Regions from separate parts of the Mus musculus genome. Here regions 1, 2 and 3 are each linked to region 4. Evidence: chromatin loops called from intact Hi-C (ENCODE). Cell type or tissue: left cerebral cortex. All regions are shown on one strand. Region 1 overlaps Ndufaf2 (NADH:ubiquinone oxidoreductase complex assembly factor 2). Region 2 overlaps Gm32186 (a long non-coding RNA gene). Region 3 has its middle 30 kb from the start of Gm52061. Region 4 has its middle 7.9 kb from the start of AI197445.

Evidence for each region. Hi-C counts contacts between places; a loop is a spot of excess contacts. Peaks named below come from ENCODE experiments on the same cell type or tissue, not always from the same donor. Only the 100,000 strongest peaks of a DNase experiment are listed, where the experiment ranks them.
Region 1: a loop joins it to region 4, with 4 times the contacts of the local background. A loop is called at or near these places in 15 of 42 quality-filtered maps.
Region 2: a loop joins it to region 4, with 2.0 times the contacts of the local background. A loop is called at or near these places in 3 of 42 quality-filtered maps.
Region 3: it touches region 4 in a loop (2.1-fold over the local background); 3 of 42 quality-filtered maps call a loop at or near these places.

The regions. Positions count from the first base shown.
Region 1 is chr13:108,147,088-108,155,087 of GRCm38, forward strand. The region is part of intron 1 of Ndufaf2 (NADH:ubiquinone oxidoreductase complex assembly factor 2); the gene reads right to left. Among named protein-coding and RNA genes, the nearest start is that of Ndufaf2, 7.5 kb to the right of the region's middle. In left cerebral cortex, CTCF peaks have their summits at 4,886 (motif pointing right) and 6,099 (motif pointing left); DNase peaks (open chromatin) are centred at 4,882 and 6,070; H3K27ac peaks cover 213 bases.
Region 2 is chr13:107,643,060-107,651,059 of GRCm38, forward strand. It overlaps Gm32186 (a long non-coding RNA gene), which reads right to left. Exons shown (of 8, transcript XR_873933.2): 4 at 1-3,342. Among named protein-coding and RNA genes, the nearest start is that of Gm32186, 17 kb to the right of the region's middle. In left cerebral cortex, a CTCF peak has its summit at 3,146; DNase peaks (open chromatin) are centred at 2,509, 3,062 and 7,035; H3K4me3 peaks cover 1,322 bases; H3K27ac peaks cover 1,255 bases.
Region 3 is chr13:107,715,140-107,723,139 of GRCm38, forward strand. No RefSeq gene overlaps it. Among named protein-coding and RNA genes, the nearest start is that of Gm52061, 30 kb to the left of the region's middle. In left cerebral cortex, no CTCF peak of the experiment used is centred here; DNase peaks (open chromatin) are centred at 4,168, 5,034, 5,720, 5,981 and 1 more place.
Region 4 is chr13:107,457,961-107,465,960 of GRCm38, forward strand. No RefSeq gene overlaps it. Among named protein-coding and RNA genes, the nearest start is that of AI197445, 7.9 kb to the right of the region's middle. In left cerebral cortex, a CTCF peak has its summit at 3,289; a DNase peak (open chromatin) is centred at 3,291; H3K4me3 peaks cover 196 bases.

The DNA of each region.
Region 1 (8,000 bases), 690 kb after region 4:
GACTATGGGGACTTTGAGGTTGGACTGAATGCATTCTGTATTATTATGGCCACCAGCCTATGGCGCCAGGGAGTGGAATGTGAGGGTGACAATGAGATGTTCCCCTATTAGTCTCAGGCATCTGAACACTTAGTCCTCAGTTGGTAGCACTGTCTGGAGAGACTTCGGTGTGGCTGTGTTGGTGGAGACCTGTCTCTGGTGGCAGGTTTCTGAGACTTACGCCATTTCCAGTGTGCTCGCTCTGTTTTTTTGCTTGCAGTTCAAGCTACAAACACTCAGATTCCAGTTCCAGCTGCCACGTCTCTACTCTGCCATCATGGACTCCTATCCCAATGGACCCGTAACCCCAAATAAACTCTTTCTCCATAAATTGTCTTGGTCATGGCTTTTTTTTTTTATGACAGCAATAAAAACTCAGGAGCTGTAGCCTCGCTGGAGGAAGAGGATCATCGGAGGTGGGCTGTGGTCCTTTAAATCCTTGGACCCTTCCAATCTGCTCTCTGCTTAGTGCTTGCCGTTCAGGCTGGGAGCTCAAGGCTTCCTGCTCCTGCTACCAGGCCGGATGCTTGTTCCTGAGCCTCTTCACCATGATGGACTCTCAGCCCCACACCCGTAAGCCAAAGCAAACTCCTCCTTCTATTAAGTTGTTCAGGGTCACGGTGCTTTTATCACAGCAAATGAAAAATAACTAATATGCACTTTAAGTTATAATAACAACAACAACGAGAATGAGAAGAGGAGGGAGAGGAGGAGGAGGAATGGGGATCTGGAGCGATGGCTCAGTGGTTAAGAACACCGGCTGCTCTTCCAGAGGATCCGGGGTCTATTCCCAGCAACCACACAACTCTCCTCAGACGATGCACATGGCACACAGATATTCATGCAGGCAAGACAATATATACATAAAAACAAAAAATCTCTTCAAACTTATCAAGAAATAAATGTGTAAGTGATAGATTTGGAGAATATGTTCTAAAAACTGAGATAGGCGAGGAAGACAAATACAACACAATCTCACGGATGCATGAGATATAAACTCAAAGACACACGAGCGATGCTGCTTATGAGGAGCTGGGGAGGTGTGCTGGGAGCTGAGGATACACAGGACGGAGGAAACAGTTTCCTGCCCAGCATGGTGACAATGGCTAACGACAGACCATGTATTATAAACCTGACACTTGCTGTGGGGTTGGAGGTATCTCACTATAAAAAAAGAAAAGTTCTAACTATATGAGGCAGTATGCCTGTTAGCTTAACGTATTCTATAATGTAAACACATACTAAATCATGCTGCATACCAGAAATGTAAATGCTAAATAAATTTTCTTAAAAAAAAAAAACAAAAATAAAGCAAATGTTTTACTGGTTAAAAACAGTAGCATCGAGAGCGCTTGCTTGGGGAACGTATGTGAGAATTTGTTGTGTTATTTTTGTAGCTTCTTTAAGTGTAAAATTATGTTCAAGTATGAAAACAGCCACCCAAGGCGAAGCTCCTAAGGTGATCTTGTTCCAATCTGACTACTACCTGTTCCCAGTACAAACTAAAGCGGTCCTTCTGAGACCATGAACCAAATGACGCCATTCTTCTCAATACCCAGTAAGAACAGCTGGCTAAGTCCAGAGTGAAGAAACTCACATTGTTATTCTCTGAATGATGCATTCTTGCTTCAGAGAGCCACTTGGCCATCTCATTCCAGTCTTCCTTCAAATATAAGTCAAGCAGTCCTGCCCCACTGACCTCACCCACTCCCCAGTACCCTGCACGGTGTACCCAGGTCACTGACTACCCCTTCTGCACTTCCTGCATGGTCACTGCTGTGTAATCTACTATGCCTACGTATGCTTTTTAACAGGACTCCCTCCACTACGCTGAGAGCACGCACTACAGCGTACACTCTCACTGGTGTACTTCCAATCCCAGAACTATGAATACCAGTGAAATAAACGGACTAGTTTTGCTGAACACCTGTTACTATCTAGCAGTTATCCAAAGGAATAACAATCCAGCTGCATAGTAACTATTTATAATCAATTGAGGACATGCATGAAATACATAGGCTGACTATATTTTTAAAAGTTCTTGGCACAGAGGCAGTGGCAAACTGCAGCTGTATTTATATCCAGGAATTGCTCAGTGTATCATTAACAGTTTGTCCAAAATAAGACTGTGTCACCTATAAGATCAGTCCTCGACGCAGCTATTTACTATTACAACTCCTCAACTCATTCCTCAAGAATATTCCTCAAGGCCGTTGCCACAATTTTCTAGGGGTTAAAATGTGTCAAAAGATGAGTGTAAAATGAAAGGGCAAATCTTGCAGAAGGTAGCTTTATGAAGTCTACAGAAGTACTATAGAATCACAAGAAAACTGCTGATTTCTACTTTATATGACCAAGATAGTGCAGCAAGATAGGAATATGAAAAATAGCTCAAACAATAATATAGTAAAGATTATTACAAATATTTAGAAAGAATGGCAATACCCTCAAATTTTGCAAAAAAAAAAAGAAAAAAAGAAAAAAAGAAAGAAAGAAAGAAAGAAAGAAAGAAAGAAAGAAAAATAACACTTCTTACTTTCAGTAAAAGAGACAAATGTGACTTAAGGATATCATGTTGTGTTATTATAACTTTGTCAAAATATCTAAGTTAAAACAAACACACAATACCATGGTGGACAGATGGTTTAGGAGTTAAGAGCACCAGCTGTTCTTCCAGAGGACCCGTGTTCAATTCTCAACACCCACATGGCAGCCCGCGACTGTGTTGAACTCCAGTTCTAGAGAATCCGACATCATCTTGTGGCCTCCTCAGGCATGCACAGGTGTGGTGTGTAGACTTATATGCAGGTAAACCACTCATACATCAAAGAAATAAATCTTTAAAAAAAAAACAGTATTGGGGCTGGTGAGATGGCTCAGTGGGTAAGAGCACCCGACTGCTCTTCCGAAAGTCCGTAGTTCAAATCCCAGCAACCACATGGTGGCTCACAACCACCCGTAATGAGATCTGACGCCCTCTTCTGGAGTGTCTGAAGACAGCTACAGTGTACTTACATATAATAAATAAATAAGTAAATAAATCTTAAAAAAAAAAACAAAAACAGTATTATTCAACATACAAAGGGGGTGGCGCTTCTGGGCATGTCCCCAAAGACTGTATGTCATACCAGAGAGACACTTGCACATGAGTGTTTATTGCTCCAAATTCACAATAGGTAGGAAATGAACCAGCCTAGGTAGTCATCAATGAGGGACTGAAGACACACATGAATGAATGAAGATCATGTGCTCTATTTGTTCAATGGAATTTTACCCAACTGTAAAGCAGCTACATGAAACCATGAAATCTGCAGGAAAATGGATGGAACTGGAGGTTACTGTGTTAAGCCCAGCAACCTCGACTCAGAAGACAAATTCCATGTGTTTTCCTTCATATGAGGATCCTAGATTTTAACTTTCATGTATGTAAGTGTGGGTACAGAACATACGACTACAGAGAGCACCGTGAGACAGGAAAACAGTCTTAAAAGATGGGAAAGTAGGACATGAAAACACGTGGTGGGCACTGAGAGGGAACAACAAGTGCAGGGGGCACAGGGTGGGCACTGAGGGGGAGGCAGCAAGCAGGGGGCACAGGGTGGGCCCTGAGGGGGAGGCAGCAAGCAGGGGCACAGGGTGGGCCCTGAGGGGGAGGCAGCAAGCAGGGGCACAGGGTGGGCCCTGAGGGGGGCAGCAAGGGGCGAAGAGACACAAGGGGACAGGAGGGGAGTGCAGGAGAAGCACCAGCAGAAACAATGCATATCAGTGCCACAGTAACCATTACTTCATATGCTAATTAAAAATACAATTTCAGAACCCGAGGGAGAGGAAGTATGGAAATAGGGGTGCTTATCATATTGCATTATATCATATTGCATTATATCATATTGCGTTATATCATATTGCATTATATAAATGTATATGCAGTTCTCAGAGAACAAATTTTCTATACAATTCCAAATAGTAAGCCCTAAATACATATACATATGAAAGATGTTAAATAAGCTCAGGTTATATACACACATACATCATATCTCATATACACACTTAGATATATGTTATCATGATGAAAGACTAAGAGGTCATGAATATGAGAAAGTGGTGGGGCGATGGAGGAAAGGGAGGGAGAAAAAGGAGGGGCAGAAAATGTAAACAAAATTCTCATATATAAAACTGTCAGAGAAAAAATAAAATGTAAAAAAATTACATTAAATTATAAAGTAGAATCTCTGAAACATCGTTTTTAGAAAGATGTGAGGTGCTATAATTACACTGATATACTCACTCACAATATGCACATATGTCAAGACATCACTAGAACAACCATAGCTACATACAAATTTTGCAAAAGCCACTCAATGAAGCTGATGGGGAGACAAGTACTTAACTCATTCTTACGTCAGAAGTCACCATGCAGTTGTAATTAGTCTCACACCTCCCTGTTCATCAAATGTCTCCTTCCTCACACGGCCATCGTAAGACTCTTCATACATACACTCTTTAAGAGTTACTAAACACTGTGCATAGTCCAGGCCAGCTTAACTTCACTTATCTAAGAGTTTTATTTACTCATAGGCAGTGCACTATAAAATGGCTTCTGGACCTTAAGGGGCTTTAAAGTGGAACCAACATTGATGAAGGGAAGACAGAAGACACACTAAAAAGGGGGAAATGGTTTTCAGAGAAAAGCCCTAGAGAGATGCAGACACAACTAATATATGCTAAGTGAGAGTTATGTTCTAATAAATAAGACAATATAAATCATTTTATGTGACATATTCAGCTAAAATGGAAAAACTTAACCAGCATCTTAGGCAGAGGGTGCAGTTTCTCATTTGGACCACAAGATGGAGCCATTAGCCAGCTGGAATGCAAGATTAAAGTAGAGACAGCCTGATTGAAATGACTCAAGCTATTTTAAAATGTCTTTATGCAGTCTATTTTTAACAGTATATATTCTCTACTCCATTTTGTAAAAATGGATTTAGAATAAAGTTTATAATAGAAAAAAATTATTCTAACAGTTGAATAATGAAGCCTACCACATAACTCTGAAGGTATTTATTTCTCAGTACCAGTCCTCATTCAACTGTGACTTCTAAAGAATGTCATCGCAGTCTGTCCCTTGTAAAGCAGCTTACACTTAGCCTCGGGCAGCAGCAGACATGACTTTCTGGACTGACGCTCTTTGGAGTTAGATGAGGATAACAGTTATCTGCCTGGTTTTAAATGCCAGGGAGAATGGGCTCTGTAAACACATGACACGGTTGGGTTCTGTTACTGAGTGGTCCTGATGAAGCAACACTATTGCTTTTCTTAATTCTTGAAATCTCCCACAATGCAGCGTCTCGGGGCAAATGCTTAGAAGCGAGTCTAGCACACAGTGTTTACACTATGATCGTTAGTATCAATACTGACCTTACTGTCCTAAGCTAAAGCAAATGTCAAAACCCTCAAACACAAAGACAACCAGCAGCCGAATTCCTGGAGACACTTGTGATGTCATTTAACTATAGACACAACCCAGATTGCCAACCTCCCACAATTAGTTTCCATTGCAGCTCAAAGGTCCCACGCTCCCCGGGTAGGGAAACCAGGAGTCTGTTACAGCTGCTTAGGTTCATTTAAAGCCACAGCAAGGGACTGGCATGGGTGACTGTCAACACACGCCATCCTCACGTTTTGTTGTTGAAAATGTGATAGACACATGTTCAGGGCCAACAATGGGCCTGTCCTCCTGTGACAGAATACAGTTAGTACTTAAGGACATGGACTTTGTACATGACTGAGGGAATTCAGGAAACAATAAAAAACAAAATCTTGTAGGAAAAACTACCGACAGCAAAGTATGACTGCTGTCCCCGTCCATATTGTGTATTCCAGTTTTTCTTCTATTTTCATTATGTGTTTTTGTTGTTGTTGCTGCTGCTGCTGCTTGGATAAATAAATGCTCTGATTCCTCCTGGGTGTGTGTGGGAAGTGAGATTCCTTCAAATCACTTTCAAGTACAAAGCAGGAAAGACAGTCAATCTTGATTTTTGGAACAATGCTGCCCTCTGCTGGAAGAGCTGAAATATTTTCATTAGTCTCAAACCTGGAGGAGTCTAGAACCACCTTCCAATTATTAACTAAAAAACCAGAAACTATACTTTCAGTTGTGGCTGTTTTCCTTTCCCATATTCTCCGTGATTATTTCTAGTCTCTAAATAATACACGTGAATTGGCTGAGGTGAGGCCTTCCAAATCGATATGTCTTTACTATACACACAACAGTGGAGGATGCAGGTTTTGAACAATTAGATAATGGTTCTGAAGGGAAATTGTAAGGCTAAGTATCTCTACAGAAGTCTGATGATGTAATGAAACTCAGTTCAGCAGGTCAGAGGCAGGTCCATGTCTGACCACACTGGAAGTTCACTATACCATGGCTAGGTTCTTTTATTTCTGGTAGGAATACTTATTCCTGCCAGGCTAATCTAGCTCATTTATTGAACAGTATCTGAATTGCCTAGTCTAGACTCTTTGAACTACTTCATCCGTGTATGTGCTTTGTTCTGTTTTGACTTTTAGAATTGAGGGCCAAATGATACCTCAATTCATTGTATAGCTGCCTTTGCAGCACCTACCCCATACACAGGCAGACACACAGGAAACTCATCGTTATACACAGGGGAATGGGGCAATAACCCTGCATTTGAAATGAGAATTTAAGCTAGTTGGTGGCTGTGAAAATATTAAAACTCAACATTCGATGAAAGAGCGGTAACTACGGTTAACTTAAGCTCACACAATGGAGGTATTGTGATGACACTGAGAATGGCAAAGTGTGTTTCTAGTGTGTGTTCCTATATGAATGTGTAAATTTTAAATGACTAGAACTCTATCTACCTATTATCTCCCCCAATCCTATTCGGTTCATATATAAAAGAGGCTTATAGCTGTGCTAGAAAACAGATCAAAGTTCCATCAATAGGTCTGTGACCTGTAGCAGCCGCTCTGTAGCAGCCTCCGGTAACTCCAGCCCCGAGGGTCCCATTCCCTCTTCTGGCCTCTGTGGGCACTGACATACTTGAGATACACACACATGTGCGCACACGTCGTGGCCAGGGGTGGGGCAATAAATAACTATGAAAGCACTGAAATCAATGCATAAAAAATAAATTCTACTAATTTAAAAGGCTCATCAAACACGTATCAATGCATAATTAACAGAATGAAGAAGAGGGAGATAAGAGAGCCATTATGTCGTATGCACACAAAGAAAACAATATAATTGCATATTATTAAGTGAAAGCCAATGTGAAAAGGTTATACACGGTACAGTTACAACTCTGGCTCTTGGGAAAAGTAAACTACTCAGGCAGTGACAGTTAGAGATTCCGTGGGAGGAGCAAATGGTGGAAACTCACCTAAGACGCTGGCTGAGTGTGGGAAAGGAAGAAAGACTGTGTTAGTAACTTCCAAATAGCTTTCCTGTAAACCTAACACAAAGTCATGGGCCAGTCAGATGCTTCCAAAAGCAGAGGTACTTGCTTCCAAGGCTATCGACCCGAGTGAGCTTCAATCCCCAAACCCACAGAGCAGAAGGAGAGAGCTATCTTCTGTCCCAAGGCTTCTTCTGCTAGCCACAAGCACCCTGTGGCCCAAGCAGACCCATGCACACACACATAATGAATAAACAAGTCAATATTAACTAAAACGCCAGCCCATATATTTCAGTTTATGAGAGTAAACAATTTTGAGATACACTCATGAAAAAAAAAAAACAAAAACCTTCTGAGCTAACAGGGAACAAGCAAGGAGCTATTAGATTAAGCTTACAAAGGGAGTTTTAAAAGCTGGGTTAAGGAAATGGTTCCATGGGTAAAGTGCTTTTATACAAGTGTGAGGACCTGAGTTCAAATCCCTGCATCCATGTGAAACACCAGCTCCTGTACCATGTGCCTATAATCCTAAGGCAG
Region 2 (8,000 bases), 190 kb after region 4:
CATTGCACAAATGCAAAACCAGGGTTTAAATAATATGGAAAGTGACAAAGTCTAGATACTGTTGTGTGTACCTCCAGACATGGGGTCAAGCCCTCATCTCTACTCTCAGCGTTTCTTGGAGACAGGGTCTTCCCTCCTGGCTATACTTGTTTGGGAACCAGTTATAGTATATGGCATGATCAAAGTTATTCAGAAACTGGGGAGCAGGGGGAGGGAATAGGGGATTTTCGGAGGGGAAACTAGGAAAGGGGATAACATTTGAAATGCAAATAAAGAAAATATCTAATAAAAAATTATTCAGAAACAGTAACAAAGATTGGAAAATAAAATTAGATTCCATTTTTTAAAAAACCCACAAATTTAATATGAAATATTTTTAAATAAAATAGAATCACTAGGAGAAAATACAAGTAGATAGTTGGGAAATTCCAAAGTGGAAAAGGCCTTTACAAAATAACATCAAAAGCAGAAACCATAAACTAAAGTATTAAGAATCTGGGCTCTGCCAATTTAAACATAAATGTAATCAGCAGACTGAGATATGTCACAGTGGTAGAGCAGTTGCCTAGCTTGTGTCAGGTCCTGGGTTCAGTCCCCGGTATGGGGTTGGTGGTGAATTGGCAACTTGCATTAAATTGCAGAATATAGGGAAAATAGATTGAATGTAAAAAATGTTCTTACAAACTAGTAAGAAAAAGATGAATATTCCAATTAAAAATAAAGTAGGCAAAAGAATAAAGACTATATATACATACTATGTATGTAAATTGTATTGTATGTAGTTGATGAGGACACTTCTGCATTCTCAGCAGGTGGGCGTGTACATTGACATAACCTCTCTAAAGGTTGATTTGATAAAATGTTGCAAAACTTTTTTTAAAAATGCAGAACAGTTGACCCAGGCATGTTGAGGAATACATCTTAAGAAAATAATTAAGGACCTGCATGGTGACACAGCAGGGGGGATGACCCTGAAATGTTGTGGACAGAGGCTTTAGAAATTAAAAAGTGTCACAGTCCTAAAAGACCCAAGAAAGGGATGGCTAAAAATAGCACACTAGAACCTGGCATCAGAAGTGCGGCTTAATCATCAAGGAGGCCCTACACCCATTGACCAGTAATCACTGAAAGGATGCTTGAGTAGAAAGATATCCACAACACATTGTTTGGAAGAAGAAAAACCAGTTATTCTACAAAATAGCCATGCTTGTACCACCGTGTACACGGAAGACTTATCTCTAGGTAATGAGTGTGCTTACTTTTCAGTATTTGCGCTTTTTCATTACTTCTATGATAAAGATGTACTTTTTTTAAAAATAAGAAACAAAATGGAATCTTAGCCATCAGCATGGTGGATCGCCAGCCCTTCTTCTTCTGAGTGGCCTAGCATAGGATGATGGGGATTTGGCTAGTCATGACCTTGACCCACACCTCAGAAGTACCTCCCAACAGCTTCCAAGGGATACTATTTTTGTGGTGGGCATCCACAGGTCCCAAGAAGATTTATCAATTCCAGCAGTCAACCCAGCCTTAACCCCTTCTCTGTCCTCATTTTATTTACAAGAACCCGGGACTCTACTCTGTATCAGGAATCCAGACAGGTGCATGCCCTGACAAGGGTAGCCAGGAAATCAGAGGCACAAATAAAGACAGGATCTGTATTCCAGAGTTGGGTTCTCTCTCTCTCCTTTTAATCTGTCTTTAACACCCCTCTGAAGTCGCCTGTCCTGGGTGAGCTTCAATAGTGATTCATAGTGGTCGCTTTTCTCTGCAAAGTTTGACCCATCCGCATCTGCTGCTGTCCCTAGACCCCTCCCACACACACTCCTGGTCCTGGGCCAAACCCTAGGAACCATCAAAGCAGGTAATGGAGGTCTGCGAGGTGGCAACACAGAAGTCGTCAGGCTCCGGCAGGGTCCCACAGATTTCTGTAAACCCGTTTACAGTTGTTTATTCTCTGACATGGGCAGGAGATACGGTCTCCAGAAATCGGGCTTTTCGTAGTACCTCGGTGCGGGTTCTCAGAGATGCAGTGGAGACCTGTCCTCCACCCTCAGCCCCACCTCCACCCCAGGGCACCGGGTCTCATCTAAACGGAGAATCCTCAGGAAGGGAATCCCCGCCCTGCCCGCAGTCCTGACCCTGGGGCCCCTGGGCCGTTTCCTCTGCTACTCGAGGGGCCTTCTTTGCAGCCCCACATCTCCTTTTGATCAGCCTAGGATCTCGAACCTCGGATCCCATCACCTCCGAGAAGGACTGGGGTCCTGCTCATGAGCCCGCAAAACCTTGGCGTTTTGGGGACCCGGTCCGGCAGGGCGAGGCCTGAGGCTGCGCCCGGAGTTTCCACTGCCCACGCCGTGGGCAGGAGGTGCACTGAGCCCAGTGTCCGGGCACACCGCAGGGCCGCCTGGCACTTGGATGGGGAGGAGACAGGGTCCCCGCCGCCATTGAGAAGATGATCAACGAAAGGAGCCGGGGAAACTGACTCCTGACTCGGTGAACCGAGGTGAAGGTCCCGCGCCCAAACCACTGCCGCTGCCGAAGACCAGAACCCATTCAGGAAAAGATGAAAGATTTTAGAAAGAAAACTGAAATAGTAATAGCAGCGAGAGAGGCAGGGGAGGGGAGGAGAGGGAAGGTCGGTAAATCAGACCTCCGTTCAAGGACTCAGATTTTGCAATAAGCACTTAATTAAAAATAAAATATATTGATGTGGTAAGGCAAGTCGCGTTCCTAGGAAGGTAAAAATACAGTGGACTGACTCCCCCACACCCCAGATGCTCCACCTGCCTGCTGTAATTACAGGGCTTCAGAGAGGAGGGAAAAAAAAACACGACACGGAGAAATCTGCTTGCATATTTTTCCCTCTATTGTGCTCGGCTCATTTGAATTATAATGTGTTGCAGGCCAGAGTAGAAAATTTTGTGCCTTGAATAACGAATCCCCCTGGAGCCCGCGGTACCTGTACTTCTTTTTAGTGTCCACCGAGAATAACGTGTTCGACATTCAAGTGACAACACAGAAAAGGATTTCAAAGCCCCGGGGCTCCAGCACGCTGCACGCCCCGACGGCTCTTCTGCCTGCTCCCTCTTTGCCTTCCAAATGCGGCAAGCTCTTTCTTTACTTAGAATGGGTTCTTCTTTTACACTGCTCCTGGCGGCACCACAGAAATACGGCCAAGACAGGAAGGCGCACATTTCTAGACTCTGAACTGGTCCTGCCCGGAACAAAGCTTCGTGCTAGCTGTCTATCCCAGACCATTCTAAACGAAAACACTGCCATCCCAGGCCAGGCAAGCTTTTTCCGCTGTCAAAATCTCTCGGCTGTGTTGACGCGGGCTCTCTGTTAGAAAGGGTAGCAAACAATCAGTAATTTACGAAAGCAGACAGGGCTTACGTCACAGGCAGTTTGGCAACTTAGTGGATGGTTCTGTGGAGATACTTCTAAGGGGCAAATGCTGGAGGTGGGGGGAGGATATGAAAATGTCATTAAGATGAGAAAATAGAGGATTTACAAGTAATAAAAGCCTCAAAGCAGAACTTGGCAGCAAAGCTCTGTCAAGGCTTTTGTTGTCTTGGTTGAGCATTCTTTCGGGTTTGACATAGTCTTTTTTAAAAATAGGTCATTTTTAGCTAACAAGATTAAAGTTTAGGCTATATGCTATGATAAACCCATTTATCAAAAAAAGAAAAGAAAAATGTAGGACTGATGTAGAAGGATTTTCGATATACATTAGTAAGTATATGTATGTGTATACAGTGTGTGCAATGCACATTATACAGTGTGAAGAAATTTTCTATACTTCATTACATGCTATATTTGCTACTTAATTTTCTATTTGTATTTACCTTATTATATTTAAACATACAAGTGTGTGTGTGTGTGTGTGTGTTTCTTTGTGTATACACATGTATTCAATGTCTATGTTTCTGTAACCATGGGACCATCTCTGTGTTGGTACTGTCTTTTTGCAGGGGATGGTTGTGGATGGAGAATTCCCCTTTTACAAAAATCCAGTCTCGTTTTGTTTTTAAAACAATATAAATTAATTGTTGGTTTAAAAACATAATGAGATGGAGTCATAACTATCAGCCATCTCCTCTACCACAGGCAGAAGACGACTTGGGGCTGAGAAGAGGAGTCGGGGTAGTTGCTGCTGTTGTTTTTAGTAGGTACTTGTGACCATTGCTTCACCTTTTCATCAGGACTGCTAAATGCTTCCCAAAGGAAGCTGGGAGTGAGTTTTGCCTCTGCCTGCCCTCTGCTCTAACAGGAGCGCCAACAGTCAGGGATATGACTTGGAAATGTGATTGGGGAGGGGGGGGCTGACAGGTAAAAGCAACAAACTCAGCATCTTAAAGGACTACACTCATTTACTTTCTGAGTTGGGGCACTTCCTTTGTGTCTAAGGAGCACTTCAAGACTTGTTAAGTGTCTGCATATTAATACTCTCAGAGCTTTGGGCTCCAAAGCAGAGAGCTCCAAAGACTGGGAAAGGCAAAAACTCACCACGCCTTTGGAGCCAGGCTGAACCATCCAAAACAGTTCTGTAGAGTGTAGTGTGAGCTTTCCAGCAGCCAGCGCGTTAGCTTCATTCTCTGAGATAGTCCCTTAAAGAGCTCTCAACACTGCTGCTCTGGAGCTCAATCCAGGATGCCCAGAGAGTGGGCCCAAGGAGCCCAGAATTCTCCAGTCTTGCTAATGCCCAGAATCCTCTAGTCTTGCTTGATACCCAGAATACTCAGAGAAGGGCCATGCTAACAACAGGGGACCATGTTGTTCAGAGACAGAATACGGACATTTCTGTGACAGATTCCTGCCATACAAACCGAAGGAAACAAAGCAACAAAATGCCCTTCCCTCCTTTCCCACTGCTATTAACAAAACCACGACCTTTTCTCCTCTGATAGCAGTTTCTTCAGTACTTCTTGACTCTTTATACCAGAAGATTCTTTGGGACAGAGACTAAGCTGAGCACTGTAGAAAACTTAGCAGCTTGTTAGCCTGGCCTCTGTACACTAAGTGCCAGCAGCAAGCCTTCCAGACTAGTGACAAACCAACAACATCTCCAGGCGCAGTCACATGTTCCCCAGGGAAGGGGCCAAATCATTCCCAGATAAGAAGTATTTAATTTAAAGCAAAACTCCAAAACATATAAGAGATACTTTTTCCTATGTTTTTCCTATGTTTTTAAAAACTGGTAGTATATGAATATTATATATGGGGGGATAAATTTTGAGACTAGGTTTCTATGGGCAGTTCTGGCTATCCTGGAAGTTGTTGTATAGTCCAGGCTGGCCTTGGGATTAAAGGCACGCATCACTGCCCCGCGATAAGGTATCAGTAATATTTTAGAAATTATTACTAGGCAAATAAAATGAGGATGAGCTGTCAAAACCCATGCCTTTAATCCTAACACTTTCCTTCAGAAAACACAGGCAGGCAGACCTTTCTGAATCCAAGGTCAGTCCAGTCTACATAGTGAGTTCTAAGACAGCCAGACCTATATAATGAGATCCTGTCTCAAAACCAACAAACAACAAGAAAAAACCAAGCGGGAAAAAAAGAGGTGGCATGAAACACATGGTGCTGAGGCAACATGTGTGTGTTTACACACACACACACACACACACACACATATCCATCCAATGGGCAAAACTGGATGTCAGGGTACAGGAGTACTCCGCCCTCCCCTTGGCCACTTGGCCACATTATGGTGAGTTCGCTGATTGCTTCTCTCCTCCACAGACTGTTGCTATGGGATGCACTACTAGGCTGTCTCTCCAACATGAACGCGCTGCTTCCTGTCCTTGACCCTTCAGACCTACATATGCAATGGGTCCCAGCTATCGTTGCTCTAGGATGCTAGAGTGTCCCTCACCCATATCCCAACTCCATCCACATTCCCTCCCCTTCCTCTTTTCCTTTTTGTTGATTTTTGGGTTTGTTGTCTTTGTTCTGGGGTGGTGTTGGTGTTGATGTTTTGCAATGTTGGGTGTTGATCCTAGAACCTCTGCAGGCTAGGCAAGTGCTCTCCCACTGAGCTATATTCCCAGCACTTGTTTTTTTGAGACAAGATTTCTTGCAACATAACCAGGCTGGTCTTGAACTTGTGATTCTCCTACCCCTGTCTCTTGCATGCTGTGACTACAGGCTTGTATCACCATGTCATGCTCTGTCCACATGTTTGCATCTCATTGCTTGTTAAATGAGATTGATAGGGTTGTCATCTATTTCCTCCCTGAGTGTGAAGCAGATGAAGTGAGAAAGCCTTTAGGGGAAAGGAAAGTCTGATGGGATTTAGGAATTCTCAGGACCTTGACCAAACACCAAACAGGCTGACGTGCCCTGAACCAGAATAGGACTTTTCTCCAAACTTCTCTTAGAAACCAAACCGAGGCTGTGTTCTCTCACATTGGCTACTTACAGCCCCAGAGCACATGCTCCCAAACCATGGTTGTCCCAGCCATGCCTGCCCCTCTCTAGAAGAGTCATGGTCACAGATTAGAGAAGAGCCACAGAGAGAAGAGAGCTTAGGAGACCAAGCTGTGTCTCCTGAGAGTCATGGTCACTGAGAGAATAGAGCCTAGGAGACCACACCGGGTCCCCTTTATCACTTGGGCCACAAAGACAAAGGGCAATCTATCCCTGGGAAGTGTACCACCTGCAAAACAAGGGGAATCTGTTTTCCAAATTAGCACCAAAATTATTTTTAGGCATAAAAATGTCTCCATACTCATGCTGACATATTCAGGAAGAAAGGTGGGAACGTCTAGCATATGAAAGAACAGGAATTCACTCTCTCAGTTCCTGGGTTGTCTGGACTAGGCGAGGCAAGACCTACTGACCCAGGCCTAGGATTCAGGACATAGGACGTAGGAAGGCAGAAGCAGCAGGGACAGGCTCAGACAACCAGTTCAGCATCTGGCAGCAGAGCCTCTGGTCCAGGTCACAACAACAGCCTGGACTGTCCCTCCCCACAGTCACTATTGCTGCTCCCAGAGAGAAGACAGCCAGGAGGCCTCCTGGCCTGAGCCTCTGAATAAAGAATGCCACTCTTTCTTTGCAGCTCCAGAGCCCAGAGCTGGCAGCTCCCTCCAAGGCTCAGGCAGCTCCTCTGCGATCACATGATCCAAGACACTCTGTTCTTTGTGACAGGCGCTTGGCCAGGTGGGCCACAAAGGTCCTTCAGGTGCCCTGGCTCTGGAGAAAGTGATGAAATATTAGCTCTCAGCTGGGTTCCCAGCATTCATGTCTTACCTGGCCTCGGGGCCACCATATGACCCCAGGCTTGACTGCTATTCGCTATTCACAGTAGAAACAAAGACCACATCCAATTCAGGGCACAGGGGCCTCAGAAACACCTCTAGGCTTTTGCCTCACGGGGCTAACGTCAGAGATGTTTTATAAAAACAAGAGTGGAGGTCATATTGCTTCTTGGATAAAAGGAACTTTACTTCAAAGAAATTTACATAGTAAACAAAGCAAGGAAAATTGCCAGGATATCACCAGACAGAAGGTGAGCCACCATGAGGTTGCTTAGTGTTTTCTGAGCTGCCAGCCACATCATTTACACTAGTAGAAATCCAGAGACCCGGCCACTGAGTTTTCAGTTGCCCCTCTGAAAGAAGATGGTGGCTGAGTTCAGCTCAGCCCTCTTTCAAGCTCTGCACCTCTGTGCCATTAAGAACTCCCTGCCTCTTGGCACCTATGAAGAAGAAGTTAGCTAGGGAAGAAGAGATGAGAGAGTCCAAATCTGGAGTTATACTGTGCAGGTTTGAATTCCAGCTCCACACTGCTCACTTTCTGCGTGACACTGGGCAAGTAATTTCATCTCTGTGCCTCTGTTTCTCCATCTGAGAAATGGACGTAGCTTGCTTCCCATTTCAGAGAGTTGTCATAGGGTCAAACAAAGATCCATGGCAGGGAAGGGAATTTAGAGCTCACAATACCCAAAGTAAGAACACCATCAGAACTGTATTCTTTTCTTTTCTTTTTTT
Region 3 (8,000 bases), 260 kb after region 4:
AATATGCATTTATAAGCACATTATACACATAATCTTTTCACTCATTAAATGCTAATATATATAATACATATGTATGATATATATGATTTGCTTTTTTTCCACTTAACAGTATATCTTAGTTTTTCAGCAACTAACCAATTGCTCACAATTAGATGTACTTACATTATTGTCATGCATTTGCTTAAAAAAAAATCTATTCTTTGACTTCCAGATCTAAAAATATTTGAAAACTGCTGTGTCTTAGACACTGTTCTCCTGCTGTGAAGAGACACCACGACCATTGCAACTCTTATAAAAGAAAGCATTTCATTGGAATTTGCTTACAGTTCCAGAGGATTGGTTCATTACTGTCTTGGCGGGAAGCATGGTGGCATGGAGGCAGACATGGTGCTGGAGAAGTTGCTAGTTCTGCGTCTGGATCCACGGGCAGCAGAAAGAGAGAGAGAGAAAGAGAGAGAGCCACTGGGTCTATTTAGGCTTTTAAAAAAATCAAAGCTCATCCCTCAGTGGACAATTCTTCCAAGGAGACCATACCCACTTCAACAAGGTCACACCTCCCCATCCTTTCAAATAGTGCCACTCCCTAGTGACCAAGTAATCAAATCTGGGAGTCTCTGGGGGCCATTCTTATTCAAACTACCACAGGCTGCTTGTCTGTTTTTCTCCCTTTCAGAATCTTGTCTTTAGACACAGAAGGTACACCACACCTACCACCCGACCACAGTTCCCACCGCTAGGGATACCTTTATCTCTAGGTCGAAGCTCAATGATTGATGGTCACCACCGTTTCTCTAGCCAAAATTTCTCCTGGTTGGCTAAAAATTGACCTTGTAGCTTCTTTGCAAACTGGTCAGCAGTGCTTCTCCTGGAGTATTTGAAAAGGCTCGTCACCTGCGCTTTGTTGTTGGTGCTTTCTTTCTAACTATACATTTGTCTATGTGTGTTTGTCCATGTGTATGTGTGTGCTTGTCCATGTGCATGTGAGCTTGTCCATGTGCATGTGAGCTTGTCTATGTGTATGTGTGTTTGTCTGTGTGTATGTGTGTTTTTCCATGTGTATGTGAGTTTTTCCATGTATGTATGTGTTTGACATGTGTATGTGCACATGAGGGCAATGGCAGTGAAAGCCATGGAGGAGGGCATTGGATCTCATGGAGCTGGACTTACATGCAGTTGTTAGCTTCCTAATGTTAGTACTGGGAACTGAACTTGGGTCCTCTGTAACAGTACAACAAGCTTAACCACTGAGCCATCTCAGCCCCTCAGCTGCCTTTATAGTTCCTTTGTTTTCTGGGTATGACATTTTTAGATTGCCTATGTTGTCTTTTTTGTGATTCCAATGTGTTATTACCATGAAGTTTAGCGTGGACTTGATTTTCTCCTTGTACAAATGCCTTTGGGATTCTCCTCATCTTTGCAGATTAGGTGCTGTGCTGTGATCTGAGGATGTGAGCTCTCCTTGGACAGGGTATGCACTTCGATCCAATGACTCTATTCTGTAAACACTCCTGAGTGATCCCAGAATTTAATCTCTTCTATTTGCAGGAGCTTGGCTGTAGAAATAGTGTTTGGAGAGCTCATTGGACTGACATCTCCTGCTAGTATTTTCAATTCTTTATTGCCAGACTCTTCTCCATTTCCATTCCTTCTGCTGCTTTTCCACCCCTTCCTTCCTGCCTTGCCTGTTCCCATTTTCCGCAGTCACTGTTCCCTTGTGAGCGTCTTAGGCCTGTTCTATGGTTTCTCTCAGCACCCTGCCAATGCCGGTTAGAGCAAGGGCTCCTGAGTCACGGCTGCCGGGATGTAGTGCTGGTTAAGTTATCTGACTTTGGGTTCTTCATCTTTAGGGTGAGTGAAGGAGAGCACTCGCCCACTCACCTACAGGCTGTTGCAAGGATGGGTGAGTTAAGACAGAAAATTGCTCTGAGTCCCGTTGGGCACATGTTAAGGTCTGTTTGTGAATTGACAAAAGGCGAGAATAATGCTGATAATAGCTGCTTTTCCTCCTGCTTTTAATTCTCTGCTTTGAGCTTTTAGATTGAGGTGCCACATTGTTTGAATTCATTTATTTTTTTAAATAGGATCAAGGCTTTTATCTACTTGACCACATTTTTCTTATGCCTGAGTTTTCTTCTTTAACCATTTCTTTTTCTTAGCATTTCTTTCATATGTTTCTTGTAACATATTTGAATAGAGCCCGGGCTGATTCCGTTTTTGATTACTACTCCTTACTTGATTGTTCTCTTTCAATGAGGCTCGCGTCCCTGGACCAGCCTTTTGCAAGAGATAACCCTGGGCCAGGCCAGCCTGAGTTTCAGTCGAGCAAAAATTCTCTGTGTGATCTTGGCCCTGTGTTATTTTAGAAATCAGCAGTTACAGATTAGGGACTGTATGGAGCCTTTCTTCCTCATCCTCTTCGATATGTGGCCCAATTCAAAGACAGTGATTTTTCATTTATTCTTAGATATCTGTCACTTGCTGATATCAAATGGCAGACCACCCCTGTCGTACTTTCTCCCTTCCTTTTTCTTCCTTCCTTACCTCTTTCCCCTTCCCTTCTTCCCTCCCTCTTCCTCTCCCTCTCTTCCCCATTTTTTTTCCATTCCTCCCTCCTGCTTTCCTTTCTCTCTGCCCCTCTCCCGCCCCCACCCCCCCTACAAACATCTTGCCACCTGGTCCAGAGTGGCCTTGAACTCAGTTCCTCTACTTTAGCCTCCTAAGTGCTAGGGTTACACGCATGTACTACCGCACCCACTTAAAGGTTGTTTTGCATGGGTGGAGGTGTGTAACTGGTGATCAAACTCAGGACCTTGTGCCTGCTAGGCAAGCACTCCAGCACTGAGCTCTGTGCCCAGCCACTGCTTCTCAGCTTCCTTCTTTGCTTTTGGTGACCATCCAGCTTTGTGAGAGGGCAGAACCCATCTAATACGGTAGTTCTCAGTAGTATTAATGAGATCTCAGACCCCACGTTACAACTCCATTGACAAAGGAGGCTTAGGGCTTCCTGAGAGGCAACTGAGAGATGCCCATCACTAGTAAAGCTACCTTCCTTGCAGAGCAAAGTTCATGGCGTCCTGGTTTTACCTATACATTCTGAGCTTCCTATCCTACTCAAGTTGAAGTAAACCATTTTACGGGCTCTTTAATGGGCTTGTAGACTTCACATGTGCAACCAAAAGCATCCCGGCTTCAATGGAAGAGTCAAGATGAGTCAGGCACCTTAGATGACTAATGGTTGAAAGCAAATGTTCCCTTATTGACCAGGAGACCAAGAGCCTTGTGTTGTCAGACCAGGAAGCACCAGTGGGCCAGGTAACAATCAGACTAGGAATGTTTAAATGTCTCCCTAATGAAAACAAACAAGACAGGTGATGAGGGAGATGGCTCAATTGATAAGGGCTTACAGTGCACACATGAGAATCTGGGTTTCATCCCTGGGACCCATGCAGAAGAGCCACCACGGTGGTGTTGGCTTGTAATTCCAGCATTCAGGTGGCAGACACAGATGGATCCCAAGGCCGGACTTACTGGCTAGTCTTTGAGCTCTAGGTCATTCCAAAAACAAAGTTGACATGTATAACCTCCAAGGAATGACGAGTCAGTTGACATCTATCCATCCCCCCCACCCCCGCCTGCCCCTGGTCCCACCCCGTGTGTAGTCCCACGCTGAAAGAAAAGACAAATGCCAGACAGGCTCTTCTTTACTGTACCCAACCATGCCAATCAATTATCCAAGTCACCCACAGAGTGTACAGAGACATTTATACCCAATGTGAGGACCTGCTTTGCAAATCCAAGAATCCTCTTTCTCTACAGAAGTTCTAGTTGTGTCCCAGGACGGCTTTAGAGGAAGCAAATCCCTGCCTCAAAGTCACTTCTTTATAAACCATGTGGCTGTCAAAGAAACTGCAAACAGAGGCGCTTGAGAAACGAAGATTGAACACCCCCTCCCCCACCTCTGTCTTCCCTGAGCCACCAGGCAGTCGAAGAAAACCCACTCAGACCTGAAGGGCAAGTAAACCTCGAATGAGAATTCTCCGCTAGGCAGTTTCAAGAAACGTCCCTCACACATCATGGCTGGTTATGAGTCCTCCAGATCTCTCCGAGTGACAGCAATCAAAATGGATTTGGGGAATCTCACCCACAGATTAAATTTACCAGTCCCCAGTACAGATGCTCAGTGACTTTGCCAGAGAGGAGATGGGAGGGTTTGAGGCACGACTTGGAAAAGACAAAACAAAGAGGCTTTTGATCATCTGGCATGATGGAATAGCTTAAAGCAGGGGCTACAGATGCGCTTCAGCTGTGAGCCAGACTGGGCGGGGCTGCTCTGGGACTCGGCTGTGCAATTTCTAGGGAGGCTCCTGCGTTTTTTTTGTTGTTTGTTTGCTTGTTTGTTTTTTAAGATGCTGTGAGCTCAAGCGAATGTATGGATTTTCCCAGGGGGGCCACACTGTACAAGATGTTTCAATAGAACTTTTGCTGAATGCCCTGGGTTCCACTCCAATTTTCCTTCAGGAGAAAGCCTGCCTGGGTTCACCCTGCAGCCAATCTCTCCTGGCTACATTTGGCTTCTGTGGAAACCTGCTGCCTGCCCTTTGGCAGCTATTACTTCTCTGAGTGGCAAGAGGGTAGGTACAGAGAAGGTGTCTGTGCTCCATTGAGAGGCCTGGGGCCTAGTCTTGCCCAGAGGCTACTCTACACACCTGCTTTTCCAAACCATCTTGTTCAACCCAGTCCTTGTGTAACATGAATGTATGTTGAATATAACAAGCAAAAAAAAAAATCTTTTTTTAAACTTAGCTTCATTATATACAGTCCTGTGTCCCTAATAACTCAATCTTGGGAGTGCATCAGATATAGGTATGTCTGACTGGGCTTCTGATGGCTCTAATGCAGGTGGTTCATGAACCACAGTCCAATAAACAAACCTTGGTGATGGGACAGTGCAGATACTGAGGTGATCAGATAGATCCTGCTAATGTGAAAATGAATGGGCTTGCTCTTCCTCTTGGCCCCGCCCCCGTTTTTGTTTTTGCAGTGACTAAGATGTAGATTCGGTGCCCACATCCAAACTAGGCAATCAGATCCAGAAATGGAAAATAGACTTATGCTTAGGGTTCTCTCTGGAGTGTTAGGTGAGTTGGTGTGAGTTTAGGCAGACAGGCAGACAGACAGACAGACAGACACACACAAACACACACACACACACACACACACACACACCCCCCACAGAGGAGAGAGGGGAAAGAGAAGAGGGGAAGGCATGACTTGGAAAGTGGAAAAAGTGATGCCACATGTCATGCAGCTCCACTAAGCAAAAATTGGAAAACTCAGGATAGCTTCTCCCTGTCATCTTGCTCACCCATTTTTAAGTTCATCTTAGCAAATTCTCTTGAGGGTTGGAACTATGTAATATATTCCTTTGGGCTCTACAGTGCTCGGGCACAGTATGTGATCAATAAATGCAATTCCATAAGAAGCGACCGACCATGAACCACTTAGGAGTGGCTATGGAGACAGTTGCCAGGGCTTGGAGCTGTTTGCTGTCTGGGACTGGGTGATCGTGGATACCTCGTGTTTGTGGACCTTCCTGAGTTAACTTGGGATGGTAGTCACACATGCACGACTAAACGGATGCACTCACCGATGCAAACAGCAAGGACGGTGTCTCATGTGCTAAGCACGAAAGGTTCCCCGGCACTATTGCTTGGTCATGACAGTGATGCGAGTGGATCCAAACTCTATGGTTGGATACTAATCCTGAGCATCCTTTTAGTGTATGTGGACCCGGGCAGCACACTGTTTATTCTAAAGCGGAAGTAATGATCTAACTCTTCTAGAGGATATTTCATCCGCTCAACACTGCATTTCTCAAAGGCACATATTTACAATGCAGCGGCCCAGTGAAGAGCCTTGCACAGAGGAAAAGCAGATCCTTCCAAACAGGCCTATGTCTTCCAGGGAGGATCTGTCAAGGGAGCCAAGGGTTTCCTGCTTCACACCCACTTCCCTGACTGAATGTTAATACACATCTATGTAGGGCAATTTTTTTTAAGTGCTTTTTCTTTCCTGCTTCCTAGTTCTTTCTATCTCCACTAGAAAGGTGTCTCCAGTTTGGCTCTGAGAAGAGGAAGTTTTCTTCTTTCTCACTTTGGACTTTGGTGCCCCAGGGAGCAGTCATGTCTCTCAGCTGAGCCTGGTCCTTCACACAGACAGGGCCTGGAGCCCAGGCCGAGCTATAAATGTGGGTCACAGGAGCTCACTAACAGCTCTCATGGACTGTTAGCACGCTGCAGCTTTTCCTTTGTCACTCTTTCAATCCTCCCGTGGGTTTGAAATTTCACAGTAGGAAGTAAGGGGGTGGTAGGAATGGCAGAAAGAACAGAGGTACGGGGCCTATAGCTTCTTTAGTTGAATTTTAAGCAACTAATATTCTTCAAAATGTAGAAACTATGAAATCAGTGCAAACGATTGCTAAGGCTCCGGTTGCTGTCGGTACATAAGACATAAAGGGTTTCTCAGCTGCGATAGGCTTTCTGGGAATCACATCTCTCAGTAACTAGCGTCCCTCTACCTGCCATGACCCAGTCCAAACAGGGCCTCCTTGGCTTTTTCCAAATGGGAACTTCCCAGAAGATGGGATGAGGATCGGAAGCGTGGTTTCCGCATATGGAAAACCAGTTAGACAGTAAAGACGTGCTCCGAGGGCCTGGTGCAGGACCGGAACCACCGGAACCACCCTTTAGAAGTCAAGACACTGAGACCCGGTTGGGGTGGGGTAATGTAGGTATCCAATTAGCTCTTGAGTTCTCCCTGACCCGCCCACTGACAGCTGCTCGTGGGTCTTACAGGATTCAGCTTTTAAAGTGGGCGGCACCGAACTCCTGTTCTTCTGAGGAACTTGTTCCCTAGCAGGGTCTCTGTTTTAGTTAATGGAACATCTCCCAGCAGCTCAAGATTGAAACTAGGGAGTCATTTCTGGTGGTTCCTGACACGCCACATCTAAAACCAGGACACGGCTCAACTTTTCTCCAACATGAAGACTAAACGCTGGTCACCCTCTCTGTTGAGCCCAGCGGGTCCAAACTCAAATGGTTTGTGTATAACGACCTCCTAACTCCTCGCCCTGCTCCTTTCTCTGGGAATAATGTGTCCACCACTCCAGCTCTGCCTTGAACCCCTCTGCCCACCTCATCACTCCCCCCAATCTGCCTTTGCTGACACTCTAGCCCGTTCCATACTTCCACCACATGGAACATGGTGCCTCATACATCTGAATGGCCAGCTCCTTCATTTTCCCCTGGGAATGTTTGTGTCTCCCTCCCATCAGGTCTTCCTAAAATTATACCTTCCTCTTTCCTCTGTGACATGTGCCACCAATGCAGCTTGCACACCTCCCTCTGTGGGACCTATGTTCTGCAGGTGCTTCAACCCTGGACCTGAAGCTTCCCCATCATACAGTAGAAAGCTTACTGAATGGACCAGCCACAACTTTCCCAACATAGTGCCTTTGTTTTTGTTTTTGGCCTGAACTACACTGAATTCGTCCATATTGGTGAATACTTTTACCTGGTCACATGTCTTTTATTAAAGCGTATCAGGTTAAATGATTTTCTTTCCATACTCTGACCATTTATTACCCTTTAAGTTTTTCAGCAATATAGAAAATTCAATTCTCCTTCATTAATTTTGTTATACTATTATAACATATGACTACAGAGGCCCCAGTTTCTATTCAGCTGACAACCAGTATTTGAAGGTCATGAAATACTTGCCATCCCAAACTATAGCTCTTATCCTCAAATAACAGACCCAATAAAAGCTCCAATTAGGAGTCAACTCTTTTGCCTCCTGACGATCTAAATACATTACTTCCATTTCTCCTTCCTGATATTCAGACTTAAGTCTCAGAGTGTTTCTCAGCACCAGACACATGTACACGGATCAGCTTGTCTGCAGGACTGCTGTCACTAAACAACTGAGGGGCTGGAGGACCA
Region 4 (8,000 bases):
AAGCCAGCAGCTCTAACACCACCAGGTCATGGTTCCTGCCATAGTCTGTGCATAGGTGCTATAGGGCAGCATGCCAAGACACCACCCCACCCCTCACTTTTAAAAAACTGAAATCGTGGTTACCGTCCTTCAACACTATATGAAGACCAGCCTGCTAAATTCCATTGCAACCGTGCCTATTAATAAAACAGCCGTCTACTGGTAGGCAACAGTCAGTCCCTGTCTTTTGCTTTTATGAAATAATCTGTAATTTTTGAGGGGACTTTCTGGCTTGAGGAGAGGATGTGCCCACTAGCCATTTTAATAACCACTACCACATCACTCACACAGGGCTTTTGAGGAGTGGTTCTCCTCTGCCTCTGCCATCTGAGAGGACTAGCAGGTAGAGCACAGAGCAGCTCCCACATAAACACACTTTTAAATTTTTTTTTTTTTGTCACTTGGTAAGGAAAGATTACAAGAGCATTCAAATTTTAAAAGTTCATTTTCATTAGAGAATGTGGCCTTTGTGAAGTGTCTGTCTTTGTATCTTCTCACCTCTTTCTGCTTGGTTTTTCACCGTGTCTTATTGTGGTATTTGCTTTCTTGTTTCTAATTTTTCTTATAAACCTTTACCTACTCCCCCTTTTAAAATATTCCGCGTTTAGATGTGCGGAAAGATCAAGCACAGGTGGAGAGGATCCCCGGGTTCCACCTTTCTTATATTTCTCATCAGATTATTTGCATCTTAAATGAGCCTTATCAATGGGGAGCCATTCTATGTCAATATTAAAGTTCATGACTCACAATAAGCTACTCTCTAGTGCTGTGCACTTTCTGAATTTGGATAACCATGCAACAGCACGTTACATGACTGTATGCTCATAGAGTGTTTCCCCTACCCTCGAAAGTCCCCCAAACTCTATCAGCTTGTCCCTCCCCGGCATGTTCCCTCTGAATTCCTGGCAGCCACTTATCTATGTACTCTCTCCAGACTTTTGCCTTTTCCAGAACATCATGTAATTGGACTCATGCAGTCTGGAACCTTTTCAAACTGGCTTCCTTCACTTCGTGGTTACACATTTTCATGGCTCCATGCCTTCTCTTGGCTTGAGAGTGCATTTCTTTTTAGTGCTGAATAATATTCCTTTGTGAGGATGTACCATGGTTTGTTTAGGCATACACCTAGCGAAGCACACTTTGGCTGCTTCCAATTAGGAGCAATTACGAATTAAACTGCTACAAACATTCACGTGCTAGCAGTATTCATGGTGGATGTAAGCTTTCAGCTCATTTGGACTAAAAACCTAAGAACATGTTTGCTGGATCATACAGTTTAGCTTTCTAAGAAACTGCCAGGCTGTTTTAGGAAAGTGGCTGTACCATTTTGATTTCCAAACAACCACTGAGTGAGAGCCCCTGCTGCCTTGCTCTCGCCAGCACTTGGTGCTGTCAGTGTGTTGGATTTTAGTCCTCCTGATACAAACACAGCATCTCATTAATCCTTTAAATTTCCCTGAAAACACTGATCGTCCTTTACATTTCTTTGTTACCCGTGACCTTGGGTTGTGCCTTTAGTCATTGTTCTATTGCTGTGAAGAGACACCATGACCATAACAACGCTGTAATTATTTTAATTGGAGGTTGGCTTGCAGTTTCAGAGACTTATCATCATGGTGAGGGAGCATGGCAGCAGGGATGGTACTGTAGAAATCATTGAGAGCTACATCCTGAAACACAGGCAGAGAGAAACAGACACTGCCTATGGTGTGGGCTTTTGAAACCCCAAAGCCCAGACCCAGAAATGCACTTTCCCCAACATGGCCACGCCTCCTGATCCTCCTAATCTTTTCAAACAGTTCCACTACCTGGTGACTAAGAATTTCAAATACAAGAGACTAAGTGCCATTCTTATTGAAGCCAGCACAGAGTAGTAGCTATTCAGATCTTTCCCTGAACTTTCAGCTTGGTTGTTCATTTTCTTATTATTTCACTTAAGAATGACTTATGCACTGAGCACAAGTCCTTCACACACTGTATGTTTTGCAAATATTTTTTCCAGTAACTTTTCCTTAACTCATTCATGTTTGATTTGTAGTTTCTTTTTTCTTTTTGTTTTGTTTTGTTTCCTGAATGAGGTGTGTTGACATAAAAATGCAGCTCTTACCCTAGGGAACAAGAGGCAGTTTATTCTGGATCCACATATGAGTGAGCATGGCCCAGATACATAGACTTAGGTTTCCCTGGATTCCATGTTCTAACATGGTAATGGTTTTATGTGGGTTTTCATGGGCACAACAAAGATAGCCACAAATCAGCACACTTTGAATTATAAGAGTGAGAAGCCTGTTTGTTTCAGGCCTCAGATGCTATCTGAAGACATCCTGACCTTTTGGGGTGGTAGGAGCTAAGGGCCTGCTCATATATTACAAAAGTATTTACCTAATACTCACAGATATTAGGTCACACACAGAGGTGGTCAATAAGTGGCTTTTTAGGGAGCTAAGATAACCCAAGATAATTTGGCTCTGGACATTCCAGCCATACAGCAGCCATTGCACTTCTAATCAGCCAGCTTCAGTGCAGACAAGGGTCCTTCTCCCAAACTTAAGTTAACATGTGGGATGAACGCCCTGTGCATGCATCTTGTCAAACCTCTGGCTCCCTTTGCAATTTGCAGCTTCTGATAATAAGAGTTTCTGATGCTAAAGCAGTAGAGTTTGCTATAAAATTCTAGGAAGTTTGAGTCATGAGCCAACTTCATGAAAATACTTTGTTGGTCATTATATTATTAATAATTATTAATTATTATTATTACTCAGGAATGGTCACAATTTCCTGGTTCTTGACTTTGGAATTTTCAGAGTACTCAAATAAATTCTTAGCTCTCTAGCAGACTGTTTAAAGATGCTCTTGGAAGCCCCTAATTATTAGGAGAGCCCAAACACACAAAAAATTGTGTTCTCTCCATCCATGAAGTGGAAATATCAATTTATATTTGTGTAAAACTTCAAGCAGTGGTTATACAGTGGTGTTTTTACATGGGGACTCGGTTCAAGTCTGCTGCTGCAGTACATGAGTGTTCTCTCTCTCTCTCTCTCTCTCTCTCTCTCTCTCTCTCTGTGTGTGTGTGTGTGTGTGTGTGTGTGTGTGTGTGTGTGTGTGTGTGTGTGACGTGCGCACGCTGTGGTTCAGTTCTAAGGCTCAATTGGATCCCTGGCTTCAGTGCATTGGCGCTGTGTATAGGAGCGGCTTCTGTAATTGAAGTTTCCTGATCCTCTGAGGTGGTAGCCCAGAGACCTCCCATAGATGGCAGCAAACACACTTTCTAGCGCTTTCCCTCTTCGTTCAGACTAGTCTCCTTCAGGGAAAGAAAATGAATGCAGAGACGATGGAGTCATAATTAGCAAACAGACTCCAGTCATTTAAAAAATTGGCAAGAAGCCTTATTAAAGGAGGCAATAATAGTCATATTTTGCACGTGTAACAGGGCCTTTTATCTCTAGGTTTCCAAGCGCCTGTCTGAGTCATGCAGAGGGAAAAAAAGAAAGGAAGAGAGAAAAAAAACCACAGGGTCAGAAGTCAGGAAACTGTAGCTCTGTTTGGCATTCTGTAGCATTCTCTCATTTTAAAGTGAAGGTGCCAATGTCTTTCTTGCATTTAAATACAAGGAATTTACCACATGTTAGGGGAGGGGGGAGTGAGCCTGTGAGGTGATTTGGTGCTCCTGGGCTGATAGGAAAAACATGCATTCCTCAAAGTTGTCCTCTGTGAAAATAACAAGAGAGCTTTAAACACGAAGCCTAGGACAAACATCAGACAGCGTTATTATACACGGTGTGAGAGGCAAAACGAGGAAGATTTTAACATCCTTGCTCACGGAGTGTAATTGTCGGCACAGCCTCATATTGATTCTTATGAGGCAGGAATAAATACTCCTGCAGATGCAGAGTCCTGTGAACTCCCAATCACTCATTCTTTATCTTTGGCAGAATAGCTCTAGTGCAGAAGGAAACGGCTCCAAATGTGGATACACCTACAAGATACAGCTCTTCCCATACCATACCACGTTCAACCTTCATCTCCAATTTACTCGCAGAAACAGGGCCAGATCTACTGAAATCTTCTTGGAACATTAAAATTCCCCTTCGTTGTTGTCAAGGTTCAGTGACTTGACAAGCTAAAGACAGACACCCAACTTTTGAAGGGAAGGGAGGGCCGGAAATAGAATGCTTCTCTGCCACATGAAAATTCACCTGGGGCTTGATAACCTGAACAATTTATAATGCCTGCCTTTTTATTTATTTATTTTTTATTTATTTATATTGACTATGTTACCTTTACTTTGGGACAAGGTCATGAGCCTTTCTGAGAGTCAGTTTTCTCACTATAAGAATCCCTCCCACATCCCACCTCCACAGAACTGGTTTAAGGATTAAATGGATGGAATAGATTTTACATGATGCATGTTGCTTGATAGGTATTTAACAACAATTAGTCACTAAAATACATCCATGAAGAAGTTAGGTTCTCTCGGGTTCCTTGGTGTCTCAGGAAATCAGGATAGTTAGTTCAAATCCTCAAAATCAGAACCCTACTTCCCTATAATTTCATCTAATACCTTCAAATACCTGGGACTTTGTAAGAATCCCAGATTGGATCAGCACCCAGCCTCTTGTACATAGACCTCAACTCCTTAGCCGTGTCCCACGTGAAAGCATCCCAACCTGTCAAGATGACATTATGAATCTGGAGCCTCCATCAGAGGCCCCCAGGTGATGAGAGATGAGGTCTCGCACCACAGAGCCTTTGATCTTAACTGTTTTTTTTTCTCTCTCTCCTGCCAATTTAATATAGTAACCTGTGCTGCATGTTGTACCCAGCAAGCCATGCTGGCTAGTATTTTGTCAACTTGACATAAGCTAGAGTCGTCTGAGAGAAAGGCACTTCAGTTATGAAAATATCTGCCTAAGTTAGACCTGCAGGCAAGCCTGTGAGGGCTCAGTTAGTGACCGATGCAGGAGAGGCAGCCCGCTGTGGGTGGTACCATTTGTTAGCAGATGGTCCTGAACTGTATGAGAAAGCAGGCTGGACAATCCATGAGGAGCAAGCCAGGAAGCAGCACCCGTCCAGGACCTCTGCATCAGTTCCTGCCTCCAGGTTCCTGTCCCGACTTCCCTCCGTGAGCGACTGTTGTTACCTGGAAATGTAAGATTAAATGAACACTTCCCTCCACAAGTTGCTTTTGGTATTTTATCACAACAATAGAAACCCTACCTAAGACACAAGCTATTGCTCCAAGGTTGGTCTAGAACTTTCTTCTAGAATGCTTATATATAAAGTCTTTATGCTCACTGCATTCTTTCGTGTTTGTTTTTCATCCGAAACATAATTCCTGTTTCTGTTGGCCCAAAGTGGTCAGTATGTGTAAGTGCCATGGCACTTTGTCCTCTGGGATGTTGATTGAGGTATTTGTCAGTCCCTGCACCCCTGACTACAGATCCTGGATCCTCTGCAGTGATTGGAATTTGTTCTTCCCCCTGCCCACTCATCATCTACCTCTTCTCCCTCCCCTCCCTGATCCTTCTCCATTTGCAGATTTCAGTCTGATCAGTGGACACAGGCAAACACATAAGGTGATTTGGCAGTCAAAGCCACTGTCAAATATATATAATTTTCCCACTTTCCTCCTTTAAAACTCTAGAGCAACTTCATTTGGGAATTCACACATATGGTACCTACCAGAGAGCAGCTGCCCTGAATGGTCTGGGTGATGGTAAAATGTCTCGAAAGAAAAATTAGAGATGGTGGTGGTAAGCTTACTCCAAGATTTAAATAATGCATTACATGTGTTTATTCCTTTGTGTGTGGGGTTAGGGGATAGGTCAACATGTCACAGCGTTCATGTAGCAACCAGAGGACAACTCCAGGGCGCTGGTGCGCTCCTTCCACCTCGGGGGTCCTGGGTCTCAAACTGAGGTCGTCAGCCTTTGGGGCAAGCCCCTTCATCCCCTGAGCCACTTCATCAACCTCAAATGGCGTCAGAGTTTGAATGATATCCTGGAACATACCCCTGTCAGACCTTAGGAAGTTTCCCATGGTGACCTGAAGTCAATGTAGAACCTGTAAAAGGCAGAATGATTGGTGTGACAAAATGGAACGGTCATCAACAAGCCCCAAAATGCTTCAATTGACTGCAGACATTTTATTTTGGTCCACAATGGTTCATTCTAAGGAAAAGCACTTCGTTTGCCTTCTATCTGTCCCTCTGTCCATCCCTCTTTCGCTCTAGCTTTTGTTGTTGTTTTGTTTCTAGAGTGTTGTTTGGAGACAAGGAGTCTTTTTCCATGCTAGCTTGGAACTTATTATGTAGCCCTCGAATTCTTGACAATTCTTCTGCTTCTGCCTCCAGAGTGCTAAGGTTATAGGCAGGAGCCACTCCACCCGGCTTTCCCTTTCCCTTTATATCAAACCAGTAATCCTCCTTTTCATTGATAGCAACCCAAACATAAATGGATGAAAATATTTCACATTTAGTCTGAGACGCACTATTAATGAATGCCAACAGCAAGGAATTTTTTTTCTCTTCTAACTTTGGGGATAATTATGTTAATTTGACCAAAAAGTGTTTAATCTCTAGCAGGAGTCTCCCAGAGTGAATGTATTTCTCAGGAGTTTCACATTATTAACACTTGAAAATGAATCCCTTCCTACACTTTTGAAGATATCCCCAATTTCTCTCTAACAGTGAGAGATTCTAGAGAGAAGGACAATTAAAAAGAATGTGCACCTGACTGGTGTGCAGATCCTGTTATGCTGTGAGGAGATGGCTACACAGGGCATTCCTGAGGCCTACCCAGGTGTACAGTAGTCGTGGAAAGATCCTTCCTGTAGGTCATACATGTCATGTCTAGCTGTTCTTCAGGCACAGTGCCTTAGCATGACAACCAAACTACCTGCCAAAAATTGCACCTTAGGCAAGTGTCCTAACCTCTCTTTGCATTGATTAGCTAATAAAATAGGTAACAGCGGTCTGGGAAGGCAGCTCAGCAAAGCACTTGCTTGCAAGGACAAGATCTCAAGTTCAACCCCCGGGCACCCACAGAACAATTTCAGGTGTGGTGGCATACACTTATAATCCCAGTGCTGCAACTTGGGACAGCAGAGACAGGAGGATACATGGGGCTTGCTGGGCAGTTAGCCTAGTATCATTGGAGAGCTCTTAGCTATTGAGAGTGGCCAGTAACACCTCAAAGGTGGACTGCGTTTCTGAGAATGATAGCAAAAGTTGTCCATCAACCTCTCTCTATATGTACAAGTACACGGCGAATATTCTCACCAAAAACCACACATGCACTCATACCCCATGTACCCATACCACCACAGAGAGAAGTGGGGAGTGGGGTTAAAAATAGGTCCCAGCAATCCATCCTGTTTGCAGTCACCATACCCGACACTGTTGCTGTTGCCAAGAGGTGCTTGCTAACAGGAGCCTGGTGTGGCTGTTCTATGAGAGGCTGTGCCAGAGCCTGACCAATGCAAATGTGGATGCTTGGAGCCAACCATCACACTGATCTCAGGGACCCTGGTGGAGGAACTGGTAGAAGGACCGGAGAAGAGGAGAGGGACTGCAATCCCATAGGAAGAACAATGGTCGGCTAGCCAGACCACCCAGTGTGTCCAGGGACTAGACCATCAACCAAGGAGTGTACAGAAAGGGATCCATGGCTCCTGATACATATGTTGTAGAGGATGGTCTTGTCTGACATCAGTGGGAGGGGAGGCCCTTGGTCTTGTGGAGGTTTGATGCCCCAGCATAGGGGGGGGGGATGCTGGAGCGATGGGGCAGGAGAGGGTGGGTGGGGTAGCACCCTCATAGAGGCAAAGGGGAGAGAGGAAAGGGCAGATGTGGGATGGGGGGTTTGTGGAGGGGTAACCAGGAAGTGGGATATCATCTGAGATGTAAACAAATGGAATGATTAGTTTTTAAAGAGAAAGAAAAAATAAAATGCATTGTTAAG